Regions from separate parts of the Homo sapiens genome. Here region 1 is linked to region 2. A link is an interaction called in ENCODE POLR2A ChIA-PET data of the cell type or tissue named here. Cell type or tissue: OCI-LY7. All regions are shown on one strand. Links, peaks and the distances in the headings refer to the core of each region. The heading gives the core; the rest is flanking DNA.

Region 1 (4,390 bases), core at 217-4,216, 55 kb after region 2:
AACTTTTTTTTTTTTTTTTTTTTTTTTTTGAGATGGAGTCTTGCTCTGTTGCCCAGGCTGGAGTGCAGTGGCATGATCTCAGCTCACTGAAACCTCCACCTCCTGGGTTCAAGCAATTCTCCTGCCTCAGCCTCCTGAGTAGCTGGGACTACAGGCGCCTGCCACCATGTCCAGCTAATTTTTGTATTCTTAGTAGAGACGGGGTTTTACCATGTTGGCCCAGGCTTGTCTCAAACTCCTGACCTCAGCTGATCCGCCTTGGCCTCCCAAAGTGCTGGGGTTACAGGCATGAGCCACCATGCCCGACCTCAACTCCCCAAACTCTGGACTCTCTGCCTCCTCCTCCAGGTTACTGAGCAATGCTGGAGAAATTCCATTCTTGGGGAGATTGAAGATCCAAGGTCGCCAGGCTCAGCGGGGCTATGGCATGGCCTGACGGTCATATATACATTAAATTAAATAGAGATGAGGTCTCACTATGTTGCTCAGGCTGGTGTTGAACTCCTGGCCTCAAGCAATCTTCTCATCTCAGCTGCCCAGAGTGCTGGGATTACAGGCATGAACCATCATGCCCAGCCCCTTCTACCTGTTTCTAGTCAGCTCCCTCTCCCATTGCCTGCCTTCCCTTGTGCCTCAGAGTTCACTGCATCAGCCATGGCAAACTCCTCCGTCTGGGCTCTGAGTTTCCTTCCTTCTCGCTTTCTCAGGGACCTTGTCTGCTATCCCTTTTCTCCTATATCTTCAACTATTTCCTCTTTGTTCATTCTTTCTTCTCAGCTTACAAACCTGGCATCTAGTGGTTGCCAAATAATTCTTTTTATGAAGTCAAATTTAGGCAGGCTCAGTGGCTCACATCTATAATCTCAGTACTTTGGGGGGCCGAGGTGGGAGAATTGCTTGAGGCCAGGAGTTTGAGATCAGCCTGGGCAACATAGTGCAACCTCATCTCTACAGATAATTTAAAAATTAGCTGGGCATGGTGGTGGATGCCTGTGGTCCCAGCAACTTGGGAGGCTGAGGTAAGAGAATGGCTTGAGCCCAGGAGGGCAAGGCTGCATGCAGGCAGCCGTGATGGTACCACTGCACTCCAGCCTGGGTGACAGAGTGAGACCCTGTCTCTAAAAATAAATAAAGTAAAATTTATTCAGATATAATTTACAAACAATAAACTGCATATTTAAACTAGATAGCTCAATGAGTTGGTTTTTTTTCTCTTTGGAGACAGGATCTTGCTCTGTCACTCAGGCTGGAGTGCAGTGGTGCAATCATGGCTCACTATAGCCTTGAACTCCTAGGCTCAAGTCATCCTCCCACCTTAGCCTTTTGAGTTGTTGGGACCACAGGCGTGTACCACCTTGCCTAGCTAATTTTTAAATTTTTTTTTAGGGACAAGGGGTCTCACTTTGTTTCCCAGGCTGATCTGGAACTCCTGGCCTCAAGTGATCCCACCTCAGACTCCCAAAGTGCCAGGATCACAGCTGTGAGCCACTGTGCCTGGCCCTTAATGAGTTATGACAAATGCATATTCCCATCTAACCATCACCTCTGTAGGGTCCAGACCCAAAGGGTCGGTGGGTTTTTCTCCCCATGTGCAGAAATGAGAGATTGTAAAAATACAGACACAAGATAAAAAGATAAAAGACAAGACAGCTGGGCCCAGGGGACCACTACCACCAAGACGCAGAGACCGGTAGTGGCCCCGAATGCCAGGCTGCACTGATATTTATTGGATACAAGACAAAGGGGCAGGGTAAGGAGTGTGAGCCATCTCCAATGATAAGTAAGCTCACGTGGGTCACGTGTCCACTGGACAGGGGGCCCTTCCCTGCCAGGCATCCGAGGCAGAGAGACAGAGAGAGAGAGAGGGAGAGACAGCTTACACCATTATTTCTGCATATCAGAGACTTTTAGTACTTTCACTAATTTTGCTACTGCTATCTAAAAGGTAGAGCCAGGTGTACAGGATGGAACATGAAAGCGGACTAAGAGCATGACCACTGAAGCACAGCATCACAGGGAGACGGTTAGGCCTCCGGATAACTGCGGGTGGGCCTGACTGATGTCAGGCCCTCCACAAGAGGTGGAGGAGTAGAGTCTTCTCTAAACTCCCCCGGGGAAAGGGAGACTCCCTTTCCTGGTCTGCTAAGTAGTGGGTGTTTTTCCTTGGCACTGACGCTACTGCTAGACCACAGTCTGCTTGGCAATGGGTGTCTTCCCAGATGCTGGCATTACCGCTAGGCCAAGGAGGCCTCTGGTGGCCGTGTCCGGGCATAACGGAAGGCTCACACTCTTGTCTTCTGGTCACTTCTCACTATGTCCCCTCAGCTCCTATCTCTGTATGGCCTGGTTTTTCCTAAGTTATGATTATAGAGCAAGGATTATTAAAATATTGGAATAAAGAGTAATTGCTACAAACTAATGATTAATGATATTCATATATAATCACGTCTAGATCTAGATCTAGTATAACTCAGATCTAGTATAACTCTTGTTGTTTCATATATTTTATTATACTGGAACAGCTCATGCCCTGGGTCTCTTGCCTCGGCACCTGGATGGCGTGCTGCCCACAACTTCAATCAAGATATAGAACTTTCTTGGCCAAGTAGCACAAGCCATTGGGCCTGGCCAAATTTTTTTTCCATTTTAATGTTGAGTTAGACATCATAGTATGGATATATCACAATTTTTATCACAATTCATCTGTTTAAGGACAGTTGGGTTGTTTCCCAGTTTGGTCTAGTAGAAATAAGGTTACTATGAACATTTGGACACAAGTATTTTTGTGGATAGTTTCATTTATCTTGGTAAATACTTAAAAGTGGAAATGCTAGGTCATAGAGTAGGTGTATGTTTAACTGCCTAACTTTATAAGAAATTGCCAAACTGTTTTCCAAAGTGGTTGTATCATTTTACATTTTTATGAGCATTTAATGAGAATTCCAACTGCTGTACATCTTTGCTAACATTTGTTATCGTCTGTCTTTTGAATTTTAGTCATTATAGCGGTGCAAAATGGTATATAGTTCATTGCGGTTTTAATGTTTATTTGTCTGAGGAGTAACGTATACCTTTTCATGCACTTACTGGTCATTTGCATATCCCTTTTTTTTTGAGACTGTGTTGCCCAGGACAGAGTGCAATGGCACAATCTAGGCTCACTGCAACCTTTGCCTCCTCGGTTCAAGCGATTCTCGTGCCTCAGCCCTGAGTAGCTGGGATTACAGGTGTGTGCCACTTTGCCTAATTTTTGTATTTTTTTGTAGAGACAAGGTTTCACCACGTTGCCCAGGCTGGTCTTGAACTCTTGAGCTCAAGCTATCAGCCCACCTTAGCCTCCGAAAGTGCTGGGATTACAGACATGTGTCATCATGCCCAGCCCACTTTCTTTGTGAAGTGTCTGTTCAAGTCTTTTCACTATTTTTATTGTGTTGTTTCTTTAAAATTGCTGTATGAATTCTTTACATAATCTGGATACAAGTTATTTGTCAGAAATATGAGTTACAAATATGGCATGGGATATAGGCACATCCTAGCCTATGGCTTATGTTTCCATTTTCTTTTAAAAAATTTTTTAAATTTTAATTTAAATTAATTTATTTAGTTTTAGAGACAAGGTCCTACTCTGTCACCCGGGTTGGAGTGTGATGGTGTGATCATAGCTCACTGCAGCCTCAAACTCCTGAGCTCAAGCAATCCTCCCACCTCAGCCTCCCAAGTAGCTAGAACTACAGGCACATACCACCACTGCTGGCTAATTTAAAAAAAATTTTCAGCTGGGCACGGTGGCTCACGCCTGTAATCCCAGCACGTTGGGAGGCCAAGGCGGGTGGATCATGAGGTCAGGAGTTCAAGACCAGTCTGGCCAAGATGGTGAAACCCCATCTCTACTAAAAATACAAAAATTAGCTGGGCATGGTGGTGGGCCCCCGTAATCCCAGCTACTTGGGAGGCTGAGGCAGGAGAATTGCTTGAACCCGGGAAGCAGAGGTTGTGTTGAGTCGACATCTTGCCACTGCATTCCAGCCTGGGCAAGAGAGTGAGATTCTGTCTTAAAAAAAAAAAAAAAAAAAAAAAAAAAAGTTTCTATAGAGACGAGGCTCTCACTATGTTACCCAGGTTGGTCTCAAACTCCTGGCCTTATGTGATCCTCCTGCCTTGGCTTCCCAATGTGTTGAGATTACAGGTGTGAGCCACCATGCCCAGCTCTTTTCATTTTCTTGATGTCTTTTGATGAACTGAAGTTTTTAATTTTGATGAAATCAAATTTATCAACTTTCTTTATGGTTACTCCCCACCGTCCCTTTTTTAAAATGAGATGGGATCTCAGTATGTTGCCCAGGCTGGTCTTGAACTCCTGGGTTCTAGCAATCCTCCCAACTTGGCCTCC
Region 2 (4,390 bases), core at 218-4,217:
GGTGGGTCGCTTGAGGTCAGGAGTTCAAGACCAGCCTGGCCAACATGGCGAAACCCCATTTCTATTAAAAAAAAAAAAAATACAAAAATTAGCCAGACGTGGTGGTGCGCACCTGTAATCCCAGCTACTCAGGAGGCTGAGGCATGAGAATTGCTTGAACCCCAGAGGCAGAGGTTGCAGTGAGCCGAGATCACGCCATTGCACTCTAGCCTGGGCAACAGAGCGAGACTCTGTCTCAAAAAAAAAAAAAAAAAAAAAAAAAGAACTGAAATGAACAAACTTTCTTCTCCCTGTGTTAAATAACACTTAAGACCAAACAAAAATAATTTGCCTGCTTGCTCCAGGAAATATCTGCTCCTGAAAGAGAAGTTTGTAAACTAACTAAACAGTTTACCTATCAAGACTAACAGCTCATCAAGACGTTTTCAAGCCCTTACCTTGCTGGACTACCCCCACCAATCCATTATGTCATGAATTCTGCCCCACCCAACTAGTTTCCTTCTTTGCAAGACCCAACGTCAAATGACATGGACGGGGAAGGTAGTTCCAGACCCCCCTAGATCCAATGCCTGGTTATCTCTCTGGCATCTCAAACTTAACATATTCTAAGCTGAACTCTTTTTTTTTTTTTTTTTTTTTGAGGCAGGGTCTCACTCTGTCATCCAGGCTGGAGTGCATTGGCAAAATCTCAGTGCACTGCAATCTCTGCCTCCCAGGCTCAAGCAATCCTCCCACCACAACCTCCCAAGTAGCTGGGACCACAGCTGCATGCCACCACTCCTGGCTAGTTTTTATATTTTTTGTAGAGACAGGGTTTCATCAGGTTGCCCAGGCTGGTCTCAAATTTCTGGGCTCAAGCCATCCACCCACCTAGGTCTCCCAAAGTGCTAGGATTACAGGTGTGAGCTACTGCACCTGCCCTTAAGATGAACTCTTGATCTCCCCTCCTCTAATCTGTCCTCCACCATCTTCTCCATTTTAGGGAGTGACACACCTCTATTCATCCAGTTGCTCAAGTAGTCAGACTTGATACCTCCTCTCCCTTGCCCTTCACATGCAAAGCCTCAGCAATGTCTGCCAGTTCCACCTCCACACATGGAACAAAACTGTCTCCTCTTCTTCTCCCCATTACTCACAGAATCCTCCTAATATGGATCTCTGCTTTTGCTATCATCTTCCTAACATTCCTCCATTTCCTTTTTTTTTTTTTCCTCTTGAGACTAAGTTTTGCTCTTGTTGCCCAGGCTGGATTGCAATGGCGCGATCTCGGCTCACTACAACTTCTGCCTCCTGGGTTCAAGCAGTTCTTCTGCCTCAGCCTCCCAAGTAGCTGGGATTGTATTTTTCTATTTTTAGTAGAGATGGGGTTTCACCATGTTGGTTTCACCAGGATGGTCTCGAACTCCTGACCTTAAGTGATCCACCCACTTCGGCCTCCCCAAGTGCTGGGATTACAGGCATGAGCCACCACGCCTGGCTCTTTTTTTAATCTTTAATTTTTTTTAGAGATGTGGTCACACTCTGTTGCCTAGGCTGGTGCAATCATAGCTCACTATAGCCTCAAACTCCTGGCTCAAGCATTCCTCCTGTCTCAGCCTCCCAAGTAGTGGCACTACAGGCACAAGCCACCATGCCTGGCTAGGTTTTAAATTCTTTGTAGAAGCAGGGTCTCACTATGTTGCCCAGGCTGATCTCGAACTCCTGGGCTCAAGCGATCCTCCAACCTTGGCCTTCCAAAGTGCTAGGATTACAAGTATGAGCCACCACACCCAGCCTTCATCCATCTTCTGTACAACAGCCAGAGCACACATCAGATGGTGTCACTTGCCTCTCCCATTAGAACTTCCCAGTGGATTCCCACCCATCACATAAGGAATACAATCCAAACGCCTTACTGCTGGTCCCTGTTACTTCTCCAGTCTTATTTTATGCCTTCACTTTCCTCATTCATGGTACTCTGGCCAGGCTCAGAGCCTCTTTCCCATCTCAGAGCCTCTGCACTGGCTTTGCCCTCTGTCCAGTGCTCTCTGTCCCCGACTTTACATTGCTGGCTCCTTCTCATCCTTCACGTCTTCGGCAATCTAAAGTAAGTCTCCCTTGTTGCTCCCTTTTTTTTTTTTTTTTTTTTTTTTTGAGGCACAGTCTCACTCTGTCGACCAGGCTGGAGTGCAGTGGCACAATCTTGGCTCACTGCAACCTCCGCCTCCTGGGTTAAAGTGATTCTCCTGCCTAAGCCTCCCTAGTAGCTGGGATTACAGGCACCCACCACTATGCCCAGCTAATTTTTCTATTTGTAGTAGAGACGGGGTTTCACCATGTTGGCCAGGCTGGTCTGCAAATCCTGACCTCATGTGATCCACCGCCTTGGCCTCCCAAAGTGCTGGGAATACAGGCGTGAGCTACCCGGCCCAGCCTCACTTGTTACTCTCATCTGTGCACCAATCACTTGGTCCACAAGTTCATGGAATCAACTTCCTAATTTTGCTTAGTTATTTATGTATTGCTCTTCTCCACTGCACTTCAGGTGTTAAAGGCTTGTTTACCACTGTACACTCAACACTCAAGAACAATGCCTGTGTATATTTAGCCCTTATGGCAAGCTCATCGCCTTAATGGCCCCCAATTCAATAGCCTTCTTTCTTCCTGTAATTTTGTAAGTCCCTCCCACTTTGTCTCTGGCTCACCATGTGACTTGCTTTGGCCAATAAGATGTTAGCAGAGGTTTGAAAAGCACATGGGAGCTTCCTCTTGCCTTCCCACACAATTGGGCTTGTTTTTTCTTGGCCTCCTGCCACTGTCATGAGAGCACACCAGCTAGTCTGCTGGAAGGATGAGGAATGGGAGAGGAATGTGGAGGAGATCTGAGTCAGCCTAGCAGAGCACATCCAGAGTAGCTGACCCTCAGATGTGTGAAGGAGCCCAACCAAGATCAGCAGAGCCATCTGCCTGACCTGCAGCTGAGACACATAAATAAGAAACCTGACAGCTGGGTGTGGTAGCTCACACCTGTGATCCCAGCACTTTGGGAAGCTGAAGAAGGAGGATCACTTGAGGCCAGGAGTTCCAGACCAGCCTGGCCAACATGGCAAAACCCCGTCTCTACTAAAAAATACAAAAATTACCAGAATCGCCTGAACCTTGGAGGCGGAGGTTGCAGTGAGCTGAGATTGCACCACTGCACTCCAGCCTGGGTGACAGAATGAGACTCTGTATCAAAAAAACAAAAACAAAAAATTAGTCAGGTGTGGTGGCAGGCACCTGTAGTCCCAGCTACTAGGGAGCCTGAGGAACAAGAATCACCTGAGCTTGGGAGGCGGAGGTTGCAGTGAGCCGAGACCACGCCACTGCACTCCGGCCTGGGTGACAGAGGGAGACTCCATCTCAAAAAAACAAACAAACCAACCTGAGACCAGAGGAACCGTAAAGCCAACCTACAGAATTATGCACAACAATAAATATTATTATTTTAGGCCACTATGTCTTAGTCCATTTTATGCTACTGTGACAGAATACCACAGACTAAGTAATTTATAAAGAGCTAAAATGTATCCCTCACAGTTCTGGAGGCTGGTAAGTTCAAAGTCAAGGCAGCAGCAGGTTTATTGTGTGGTGAAGGTCCAATCTCTGCTTCTGAGATGGTGCCTGGAACACTGCATCCTCCACAAGGGAGGAACACTGTCCTCACATGAAGGAATGTGGAAGAGCAAAAAGAGATGAATTCCCTCTGTCAAGCCCTTTTATAATCCAATCATAGCTGGGTGCAGTGGCTCACACCTGTAATCCCAGCACTTTGGGAGGTCGAGGCAGGTGGATCATGAGGTCAGGAGATCAAGACCATCCTGGCTAACAGGGTGAAACCCCGTCTCTACTAAAAATACAAAAAATTAGCTGGGCATGGTGGCGGGCGCCTGTAGTCCCAGCTACTCGGGAGGCTGAGGCAGGAGAATGGCATGAACCCAGGAGGCAGAGCTTGCAGTGAGCCGAGATCACGCCACTGCTCTCCAGCCTGGGCGACAGAGTGAGACTCCGTCTCAAAAAAAAAAAAAAAATCCAATCATCATTGATCCATCCAGGAGGGCCAAGCCCTCATGGCCTAAACGCCTCCCAAAAGGTCCCACTTCCCAACACCATTGCAGGGTGAGTGGATATGGGAGGGCAGAAGGGAGGTGAGCATCCTAGGGACCACGTGTGGGGCCTTCAGAGTTCTACAGGGCCCTGGGCCATACACAGAGACTGCAGGGTGAGTTCTAACCAAGCTGGCATGGGCAGTGAGGCGTCTAGCACCAAGTACACAGACAAAGAGTGTGAAAAGCCGGCTGATACAGGAGGGCCCTTGGGAAGACTGCCTGCGCATCCCACAGGATTCTGGGCTCTGCAGTTCTCAGAGGAA

The links. ChIA-PET counts read pairs that join two places held together with the same protein. Peaks named below come from ENCODE experiments on the same cell type or tissue, not always from the same donor. Only the 100,000 strongest peaks of a DNase experiment are listed, where the experiment ranks them.
Region 1: POLR2A ChIA-PET joins it to region 2 with 5 read pairs; 8 of 35 experiments call an interaction of 5 or more read pairs at or near these places.

What each region holds. Positions count from the first base shown.
Region 1 is chr2:47,714,365-47,718,754 of GRCh38, reverse strand. No RefSeq gene overlaps it. Among named protein-coding and RNA genes, the nearest start is that of MSH6, 67 kb to the left of the region's middle. In OCI-LY7, for the core only: CTCF peaks have their summits at 2,032 and 2,249 (motif pointing left); DNase peaks (open chromatin) are centred at 1,898, 2,234 and 2,575; H3K4me3 peaks cover 2,529 bases; H3K27ac peaks cover 4,000 bases.
Region 2 is chr2:47,769,840-47,774,229 of GRCh38, reverse strand. No RefSeq gene overlaps it. Among named protein-coding and RNA genes, the nearest start is that of MSH6, 11 kb to the left of the region's middle. In OCI-LY7, for the core only: no CTCF peak of the experiment used is centred there; a DNase peak (open chromatin) is centred at 2,679; H3K27ac peaks cover 674 bases.